2 separate regions of the Homo sapiens genome follow, and region 1 is linked to region 2. The links are chromatin loops, found by intact Hi-C in ENCODE. Cell type or tissue: A673. All regions are shown on one strand. Links, peaks and the distances in the headings refer to the core of each region. The heading gives the core; the rest is flanking DNA.

Region 1 (5,332 bases), core at 1-5,000, 54 kb after region 2:
TAGGGAATTAGAGGAGAGCAGTAGCAGCCACGGGGAAGGGCTGAGTTGATGTAATCATCAATAACAGTATTAATGATGACAGCAATATTGCTGTTTCACTATAGAAAAGAAACCCGCGCGGTAGCTCCCGCCTGTAATCCCAGCACTTTGGGAGGCTGAGGAGGGAGGATCACCTGAGGTCGGGAGTTCGAGACCAGCCTGCCCAATGTGGTGAAAAGTCATCTTTACTAAAAATACAAAAATTAGCCAGGCGTGGTGGTGCATGCATGTAATCCCAGCTACTTTGGAGGCTGAGGCAGGAGAATCACTTGAACCTGGGAGGTGGAGGTTGCAGTGAGCCAAGATCGTGCCTCTGCACTCTAGCCTGGGCGACAGAGCAAGACTCTGTCTCAAAAAAGAAGAAAAGAAGTCCTAGGAATCACAATTTCACTATTCCTTACGATGGAGACCCACAATTAGATCTCTCTCACTCCCCAGCCTCTCCTTCGGTGCCTCCCCGCAGAATGTTCCAGCAACCTCAGCACCCTTCTTACCTCCCTTTCCCATTCCAAGCTTGCCTTTGGCTAGGAGTGGGGAAGAGAACCGTCGTGTTCATTGATCTTGGATCTTGATCTCAGTGTATCCTCGACTTGTTTGTTTGGCAGGATCCTTGGTTGCTGTACCAGCCTCATGCAAGCTATTCAGGTGCTCATCGTGGCCTCTAAGGACCTCCAGAGAGAGATTGTGGAGAGCGGCAGGGTGAGCGTGGGTGTGGGCCCTGGGCAGGAAGAGGAGGCATTGGTGACAGACTCCCGCTCCAACGGACTCTGTGATGCTGCCGTCTTACTCTGTGTGTCCACCTGAGTACAGAGCAGCCACTCCTGTAGATATCAGCAGAGGCCCTGGGGAGAAGTCAGAGCTCCAGGACCTCCCCAGAGGGTGGCCAGGCATGTGTCCCAACTCCAGCTCCCTTCGCACAGGCAGACATTGTTGGAACTTGCTGTGGGAGCCCTTTTTACATTGCAAACCTGGGTACTCTGAGGGGGACATGAGGACTTTTGCAAAAGAAGCAGATCCTGAATGCCAGCTTGAGACTGGCTTTTCACAGGGAGTTCGGCCTAATCTGTTTCTAACAGCAGAGTCAACTCACCCTTACAAATAGACTCTGCTGTCAGCCTCTTATCAACGCACCACTTCGTGGTCTCACACCTTTGCTGGGATTATCATCATCTTGTTTTTTTCCCATTTCCCCATATGCCGCCGCAGCTCGGGAGGCGTAAGTCCAGGGGAGGGGTTAATGAGCCTGAGAACGGTGCCATAAAGCAAGCAGCCAGGCCTGCTTTGCTGGTGCCTTTTATCTTCCTGAGAGCTGATGTTTTCTGTTTCTAAAATAGAAAGATGGACTGGACAAGGATTATCTGCAGATTCTCAGACTATCAGACACTTCCAAAGCATAAAAACATTTTTCAAATCCAAGTAGAAATATTTTTTTTTAATGTATTCACTGTGTAGTCTCCTTTTTTTGGCAAATCGCAGAGAGTGGCTAGACTCTTTTCAGATCATAACTTATTCATATGAGAATATTTATTCTTATATATACAATACAGAAATGTCATGGTATGGTAGAAATGCTACAGGCTTTGGAGTCAGAAAAGCCCAAGATTTACTTCCATTTATTTCCTGCATGACCTTGGGAAAAGTCTTTTTGTTTGTTGTTTTGTTGTTTTGGGTTTTTTGTTTGCTTGTTTGTTTGTTTTTGAGACTGAGTCTCGCTCTGTCGCCAGGCTAGAATGCAGTGGTGCAATCTCGGCTCACTGCAACCTCTGCCTCCTGGGTTCAAGCGATTCTCCTGCCTCAGCCTCCCGAGTAGCTGGGATTCCAGGCACACACCACGCCCAGCTAATTTTTGTATTTTTAGTAGAGACGGAGTTTCACCATGTTAGACAGGATGGTCTCAATCTCTTGACCTCGTGATCTGCCCGCCTTGGCCTCGCAAAGTGCTGGGATTACAGGCGTGAACCACCGCGCCTAGCCAGGGTTTTGTTTTGTTTTGTTTGAGACAGAATCTCGCTCTGTTGCTCAGGCTAGAGTGCAGTGACGCGATCTCGGCTCACTGCAACCTCCGCCTCCTAGGTTCAAGTGATTGTCCTGCCTCAGCCTCCTGAGTAGCTGGGATCACAGGCACCCACCACCACACCTAGCTAATTTTTGTATTTTTAATAGAGACAGGGTTTCACCATGTTGCCCAAGCTGGTCTTGAACTCCTGACCTCAAGTGATCCACCTGCCTCAGCCTCCCAAAGTGCTGGGATTACAGGCGAGCGCCACTGCACCCAGCTGGAAAAGCCATTTTGGTCTCTGAATCTTCTTCTTTTTTGTAAAATGGGAATACTAATGCTTATGTCTCAGAGTTACTATGAGGATGATTTGGGATAATATATGTATAAAAGCACCTGCCATATAGTACATGCTCAATAAAAGGTGGCTATTACTATTTTTTATTTCCCTAGGGTACAGCATCCCCTAAAGAGTTTTATGCCAAGAACTCTCGATGGACAGAAGGACTTATCTCAGCCTCCAAGGCTGTGGGCTGGGGAGCCACTGTCATGGTGTAAGTATCTATTGGTACCAAGGGTCCTCCCATGACCCCTCTTCCATTGATCCACTCCAAACAATAGCTAAGGAGGGAAAAAAAAATCTGTCCCTTAGAAATAAACTATTGATCAGGAAGTCAATAGGACCGAGTTTACAAGGGAGCCTGGCTCTCCCAGGGGACACAGGGCAGGCAGCCTCCCCTCCCTGTTTAGCCAAGGGCGATGGGGTGGTCTGGAGGTGGGATTGTGGAGGAGTTGCAGCTCATTTGCCCGTAACCTAGTCCCTCTTGTCGTTTTCCATCAGGGATGCAGCTGATCTGGTGGTACAAGGCAGAGGGAAATTTGAGGAGCTAATGGTGTGTTCTCATGAAATTGCTGCTAGCACAGCCCAGCTTGTGGCTGCATCCAAGGTAGGACCTGGCTGGACCTCCTAGGACGCTGGAAGGCCTGGTTAGAGAGTACTAGGCTAGGTTAAAGAGTACTTGGCTGCGTTAGGCAGTACTTGGCTGAGTTAGAGAGTACTTGGCCAGGTTAGATGGCACTTGGCTAGGTTAGACTGTACTTGGCTAGGTTAAAGAGTACTAAGGGGTTAGAGAGTACTTGGCTAGGTTAGATGGTACTTGGCTGGGTTAGAGAATACTAAAGGATTAGAGAATACTTGGCTACGTTAGATAGTACTTGGCTAGGTTAGAGAGTACTTGGCTAGGTTAGATGGTACTTGGTTAGGTTAGATGGTACTTGGCTAGGTTAGAGACTACTTAGGAGTTAGAGAGTACTTGGCTAGGTTAGATAGTACTTGGATGATGGGATGGAACTGGCCTTGAGAACAAATGATCTATCCAGGGCTCAGGTGGATTCGATTCCAAATAAAAATTCACCCTGTTAAGGGTCCCATACTATCCTCTTACAGAGGCTTTTTTTTTTTTTTTTTTGGAGACAGAGCCTTGCTCTGTCACCCAGGCTGGAGTGCAGTGGCGTGATCTCAGCTCACTGCAACCTCTGCCTCCCGGGTTCAAGTGATTCTCCTGACTCAGCCTCCCGAGTAGCTGGGACTACAGACACGTGCCACCACGCCCAGCTAATTTTTTGTATTTTTAGTGGAGACGGGGTTTCACCGCGTTAGCCAGGATGGCCTCGATCTCCTGACCTTGTGATCCACCCACCTCAGCCTCCCAAAGTGCTGGGATTACAGGCGTGAGCCACCACACCTGGCCTTAGAGGCCTTTCATGTGACAGCAAGGAACGTCTGTACCCAGTCTGTACCCAGGTGTGCCACACATGTCCCTCGTGGCTTTCCTCACATCTGTTACAAGTGGCCTTAGAGAGTCCCAGCAATGCCAACTTCCGATTAGCAGTCCTGGCATTCAAGAAACACTCGAATAAGGAATAGGTTGGCATCATGAACAGGTTACCTGGCTTGGCTGTGAGATTCTACAACCCCTCTTTATTAGTGTTCAAATTTGAATCAGGCCGGGCACGATGGCTCGCTCCTGTAATCCCAGCACTTTTAGGAGGCCTGAGGTCGGGAGTTCAAGACCAGCCTGGCCAACATGGTGAAATCCAGTTTCTACTAAAAATACAAAAAATTAGCCGGGTGTGGTGGCGGGCACTTGTAATCCCAGCTGCTTGGGAGGCTGAGGCAGGAGAATTGCTTGAACCTGGGAGGTGGAGGTTGCAGTGAGCTAAGATCATGCCATTGCACTCCAGCCTGAGCAACAAGAGCAAACTCTGTCTAAAAAAAAATTATTTTTTGAATCAATATCATCAATGCCCCCAACTGATTCTCATGTAAAGTGTGCCCCAAATCCTTTTTAAGAGTTTCACAGTATCCCAGAGTGTTCTTTATTTGTCCTTATTTCTTGTCATCCCAAATTGGTTTCCACAACTGGGCACATTGTCCAAATAAGTGATAATGCTTAGAGTTTGGGATCCACCAAGCAAAGAAGCCAGGAATAACTTTTTATATGATAGATATGTCAGGAGCTGACTATAGTCAGCAGATTTTGAGAAGCTGATTGGTGATTGCCGTTTGGCCCACATATGTTTGCTAAGAACCATCAGAGCAATTATCTGATTCAGTCCTTGTTGCTCTAGGTGTTGTATGAACCTAAATCTGCTTTGTCCTGGTAGGTGAAAGCTGATAAGGACAGCCCCAACCTAGCCCAGCTGCAGCAGGCCTCTCGGGGAGTGAACCAGGCCACTGCCGGCGTTGTGGCCTCAACCATTTCCGGCAAATCACAGATCGAAGAGACAGGTAGCCTTTCCAAAGGGACCCTTTTCTTACCCACCCTGTTGAGCTCTTCTCTGCATCCTTCCCTGTGATCCCAACCAAATCCCACAGGACTGTGTCTAAATTCTTTCATATTTTTCATCTTTTTATTTTATTTTTTCTTTATTTCTGTTTTTGAGACAGGGTCTCACTCTGTCGCCCAGGCTGGAGTGCAGTGGTACCATCTCTGCTCACTGCAACCTCCACCTCCCTGGTTCACACGATTCTCCTGCCTCAGCTTCCCGAGTAGCTAGGATTACAGGCGCCCGCCACCATGCCTGGCTAATTTTTGTATTTTTAGTAGAGACGGGGTTTCACTATGTTAGCCAAGCTGGTCTCGAACTCCTCACCTCAGGTGATCTGCCCACCTTGGCCTCCCAAAGTTTGCTGGGATTATAGGTGTGAGCCACCGCGCCCTGCCATTTTTTTTTCTTTTTTTTAGATGGAGTCTTTCTCTTGTTGCCCAGGCTGGAGTGCAATGGCGCAATCTT
Region 2 (5,373 bases), core at 177-5,176:
GCTGAGATCATGCCACTGCACTCCAGCCTGGGCAACAGAGTGAGACTCTGTCTAAACAGAAAAAAAAAAAAAAAGTTTTTATTTCCAAAGGATAGATTCCTAGGAGTGAGATTACTGGGTCAAAGTTTTTTTTTTTAACCTTTCATTATAGAAAAGTTCAAACGTATACAAATATGAAGACTAGTCCAAGAAGCCCTGGTATAGCCCCAGCATCAACAAGGAACTTGTGGCCAAACATATATCCTATGGACAAGGGGTCAGCATTTTCTGCAAAGAGCCAGTTAGTAAATATTTTAGGCTTTGCAGGCCGCATGGTCTCCATCGCAACCATTCAACTCTGCCTTTGTAATGCAGAAGCAGCCTCAGCTGATATTAAATGAATACGTAAATGCATGAGAGTGGGTGAATTCTAATAAGATTTCTTTTCTTTCTTTCTTTCTTTTTCTTTTTTTTTTTGTTGTTGTTGTTGAGAGTTTTGTTGTCGCTGAGAGCTCTCTCAGCCAGGCTGGAGTGCAATTGTGGAATCTCGGCTCACTGCAACCTCTGCCTCCCAGGTTCAAGCAATTCTCCTGCCTCAGCCTCCCGAGTAGCAAGTAGCTGGGATTACAGGCGCCCGTCACCACGCCCAGCTAATTTTTGTATTTTTAGTAGAGATGGGGTTTCACCATGTTGGCCAGGCTGGTCTCAAACTCCTGACCTCAGGTGATCCACCCACCTTGGCCTCCCAAAGTGCTGGGATTACAGGCATGAGCCACTGTGCCCGGCCATAAGCTTTATTTTCAAAACCAGGTGTTAGTCTGGTCTGGTTGTGGCTTGTAACTGTAGTTTGCTGATCCGTGGGTCTATACCATCAACCACCAGACTTTTTATTCTCCAGATTATTTGAAGTAAATCTTAGACATTGTATCATCTTGCCAGTAAATATTTCAGAATGAACCTGTTTAAAAAAAAAACAAACTCTTTAAAAATTAACCACAACATATTTATCACACCTAAAAGTTTAAAGGTAATTCCTGGCTGGGGACAGTGGCTCATGCCTGTAATCCCAGTGTTTTGGGAGGCTGAGGTGGGAGGATCACTTGAAGCCAGGAGTTTGAGACCAGCCTGGGCAACATAGTGAGACCCCGTCTCTACCAAAAATGAAAATAACTGAGCATGGTGTCATTCGCCAGTAATCCCAGCTACTCAGGAGGCTGAGGCAGGAGAATCGCTAGAGCCCAGGAGTTGGAGGCTGTGGTGAGCCATGATTGTGCCACTGCACATCAGCTTAGGGGACAGAAAAAGACCCTGTCTCAGGACGAAAAATAATAATAATAATAATAAAAACTAGAGTTTTTTCAGCCCCTTTGCAGAATTTTCCGGGAGATACATTCAAGAAAACCAAGATGTAGAGAAGTCTATATATGACAATCTAATTTTTGTAGAACAATGGCAAAATTAACCTCTTCAGTATGTAGGTATTTATGTGTATGTGTGGGTGTATGTATGTGATACATAACAGGTTTTTAACATGGGTTATAGGGATAGAATGACATCAAAACAGAAAAAGGAGAAAATCTGTACCTAAGAAAACAGCCTACATGATATAATCCCTTTTCTGTGTTTGTGCAAATGGTACTCCTATGTATATGCACTTTGCAAAATTAAAAAGAGTTATGATTTGGCCGGGCACAGTGGCTCACGCCTGTAATCTCAGCACTTTGGGAGGCAGAGGTGGGAGGATCATTTGAGGTCAGAAGTTCGAGACCAGCCTGGCCAACATGGCGAAACCCCGTCTGTACTAAAAATACAAAAATTAGTTGGGCATGGTAGTGCACACCTGTAATCCCAGCTACTCGGGAGGCTGAGGCAGGAGAATTGCTTTAACACAGGAGGCAGGGGTTGCAGTGAGCCACGATCACACCACTGCACTCTAGCCTGGGCGACAGAGTAAGACTCCGCTCAAAAGAGAAAAAAACAAGGCCTGTAATCCCAGAACTTTGGGGTTCGCAAATCACCTGAGGTCAGGATCTCGAGACCAGCCTGGCCAACCAACATGGTGAAACCACGTCTCTACTAAAAATACAAAAATTAGCCGGGTTTGATGGCGGGTGCCTGTAGGCCCAGCTACTCGGGAGGCTGAGGCGGGAGAATCGCTTGAACCCGGGAGGCAGAGGTTGCAGTGAGCCAAGATCGGGCCACTGCACTCCAGCCTGGGTGACAGAGCGAGACTCCTCAAAAAAAAAAAAAAAAAAGTTAACGATTTTAAAAACGATTGAGAGGGAATGTTTAATGTCCCTTGATGTCATTAAGGAAGTACAAGGGAATTTGCTTAGAAGTTGGAAAATGCCCAAGAGTGTGGGAAAACAAAGACTTAGTGACCACCGCCGGTGCTGGCCAGCCGGAGAAGGCTCTGTGGAAGGTTTGGAGGGGAGAGAGGGGCAGCTGGATGCTCTTGGGCCACGGTCGCTCCCTGATCTCTGCGCCTCTTCCTCCTGCTCCGGGAGAAATAATGTTTCCCTGGGGGATGAAAAGCATCTCTTTGTGCGGGCTTTAATTGCCATGTTGTTGTGCCAAGGGAGTGAGTGGCAGGCGGGAGCAGCAGCTGGGCACAGCCAATGCCAGGCAGTGGTGCCCACTCCCTCAGGACGGCCCAGCCAGCTGGCTCCTGGGAGCGCTGCCCACCTCTGCCCCCAGCTGGGCGCCTGCAGAGGAACCGACCACCCGTGGGGCTGGGGGAGGTTGGCTGGAGGAGGAGAAAGGGGCGGGCATCTGGGAGGGTCTCAGCCACTCTCAGAGGCTTATTCATCTCATCCTCCTTTCCCTCCCCCCTTCTTGTTTTTCAGACTGTCAGCATCAATAAGGCCATTAATACGCAGGAAGTGGCTGTAAAGGAAAAACACGCCAGAAATATCCTTTTGGATGTTGCTTGGAAGACCGACCCTGAGGGAGGTCAGCTCATGGGGACTGAGGTCAGGGCCAGGCTGCCTTGCTCAGCTCCAGGAAGGGGCAACCCTGCACAGGCCAGGTCCCTGCAGCTTCTGATGACGGCAGCTTCTCAGAGAGGGCTGGCTGCAGAGACCACAGACCTTCAGGGTGGCAGACACCAAAAAGGCTGTGGAGCCCAGGCCTTTCAACTTGCCAAAGATCCTGCTCCTTTCCTTAAGGACTTAAGCACTCCTTTTTTTCTTTTTCCAAAAGGGGTCTTGCCGTGTTGCCCAGGCTGGAGTGCAATGGCGTGATCATAGCTCACTGCAGCCTCAAACTCCTGGGTTCACGCAATCCTCTCGTCTCAGCCTCCCGAGTAGCTGGGACTACAGGTGTGCACCACTATGCCTGGCTAATTTATTTTATGATTTTTAGAGATGGGGTATTGCTCATTGCCCAAGCTGGCCTCAAGCAATCCTCCCTCCTCTGTAACCCCAAAGTGCTGGAATTACAGGGGAGAGCCACTGCACCTGGCCGACTCAAGCTTTGTAGAACCTCATAGTCACTTGAAAGTTACTTTCCTTTGAGAGACCTCCTGGGGGTCAGGAGGGATCTTCACCTATATTCAAAGCCCTCCAGGTCCTTTCTTTGCCTTTACAGGAACACAGGGACCACTCCCCTGGGGGTTGCATAATCAATAGTTATCTCCTTTTCTGAGCATGAAAGCAAAAAAAAAAGAAAAAGAGAGTTTTTTTTTTTTTTCTTTTTTGAGACAGAGTCCCACTCTGTTGCCCAGGCTGGAGGGCAGTGGCATGTTCTCGGCTCACTGTAACCTCTGCCTCCTGGATTCAAGCGATTCTTGTGCCTCAGCTTCCCAAGTAGCTGGGATGACAGGCGTGTGCCACCACACCCGGCTAATTTTTGTAATTTTAGTAGGACCGGGGTTTTGCCATGTTGGCCAGGCTGGCCTTGAACGCCTGGCCTCAGCCTCCTAAAGTGCTGAGATCACAGGCATGAGCCACCATGCCTGGCCGAAAAAAAGAAAGTCTTAGCTTCAGAGGTTGGTTGGCCTTAAACTGAGGCAGGGGCTCTCTACCTTCGTGAACAGGTTCAACCTATGCCAGGGGGAAGAAGACAAGAGCCTTGAAGTGGATTAGGGAATGGGTGACTTGAAAGCCCTCTGTAAGCCCACCACACCCAGGAGCAGCCTGTGGCTTTGTAGAGAGGTGCAGGACCATGCTGGCTGATGAATCCCTAGGAATCTGCCTTTGAGTTGCAGAATCCAGGAACTGGAGCGCTTAATCCCCAAAGGCTGAAGGAGAGAGTCTGCCAGGGGGGTGGCTAAGCTTTTAACTCTCTGTGTGCTGGGCCAGAGCAAGGTGGAGTTCCGGGCAAGCAGAGTTGGGACTTTTTTTTTTTTTTTTTTGAGACAGAGTCTTGCTCTGTCGCCTAGGCTGGAGTGCAGTGGCATGATCTCAGCTCACCGCAACCTCCGCCTTCCAGGCTCAAGAGATCCACCTGCCTCAACCTCCCAAGTAGCTGGGACCACAGGTGTGTATCACTACCCCTAGCTAATTTTTGTATTTTTAGTAGAGACGGGGTTTTGCCATGTTGCTCAGGCTGGTTTCAAACTCCTGAGCTCAAGCAATCCTCCTGCCTTGGCCTCCCAAAGTGCTGGAATTACAGGCATGAGCCACCGCGCCCAACTTCGGAGGCCGCACCCAGCCTCAGAGGCTGGACTTCTGTCTGCAGTGGGAAGCTTCTCCTCACCTGGGCTCTTGGTTACTGTGTCACAGCCAGGCAAGCCAGAGCAGCTTGTCCCGAAGCCTTCTAGCCTCAACCCCTAGAGGCGACCCTCCAGGTTAGATAGCCAGAGAAGCCCAGCATTGCTTAGTGTGATATATGAACTGCTGTTTGCTAGAGGGAAAGCAGCTTGCCTTTAGTGGGAAGATGCTTTGGCTGGAATTAGGATGGCGGCTGCAGAACCTCTCTGGGGTAACCCAGAAGTCCAGCCCTGTGCGAGCCTAGCTAGATCTTGCTCTTTTTTTCCCCAGAAAGACACAGGCCCCTTGGTTTCCTGCATCACGTTTGGTACCCTTGCGATGATTCAAAGCAAACCAAGAAAAGCCTTTATTTTAAACGGCCCAGTGGATTTTCTCAGAGGAAATGACTCAGCCCTGACCCTTACCTACGAATAATTTGTGATCAATCTGATAAAAGATATGAGTAAGGGAGAGACAGTTATCATCAGGCAGTGTGCTGTTCAGGACAAGACATGGGTGCAGAGAGGCCAGGCCTGCAGCGGCAGGGTCAGGTCACATGCTGCCGGGAGGCTCCCTGGGAGGAGGGAAGGGGCCCTGCAAGGAGATTCTGACATTCTGCCACTGGAACTCTCGGGCTCACTCTGGGACCTTGAGTGGGGCCTCCATGAGTCTTAGGTCACTTTCTGTTCAATCAAAGGTTGGA

Evidence for each region. A loop is a pair of places that touch in the nucleus more often than their neighbours do. Peaks named below come from ENCODE experiments on the same cell type or tissue, not always from the same donor. Only the 100,000 strongest peaks of a DNase experiment are listed, where the experiment ranks them.
Region 1: it touches region 2 in a loop (2.0-fold over the local background); 6 of 110 quality-filtered maps call a loop at or near these places.

The regions. Positions count from the first base shown.
Region 1 is chr7:75,542,345-75,547,676 of GRCh38, reverse strand. HIP1 (huntingtin interacting protein 1) reads left to right here. Exons shown (of 31, transcript NM_005338.7): 25 at 645-738; 26 at 2,489-2,589; 27 at 2,877-2,982; 28 at 4,703-4,826. Among named protein-coding and RNA genes, the nearest start is that of SPDYE5, 53 kb to the right of the region's middle. In A673, for the core only: no CTCF peak of the experiment used is centred there; no DNase peak of the experiment used is centred there.
Region 2 is chr7:75,596,700-75,602,072 of GRCh38, reverse strand. It overlaps HIP1 (huntingtin interacting protein 1), which reads left to right. Exons shown (of 31, transcript NM_005338.7): 2 at 2,826-2,889. Among named protein-coding and RNA genes, the nearest start is that of SPDYE5, 110 kb to the right of the region's middle. RefSeq lists an enhancer at 5,141-5,280. In A673, for the core only: no CTCF peak of the experiment used is centred there; a DNase peak (open chromatin) is centred at 2,692; H3K27ac peaks cover 2,344 bases.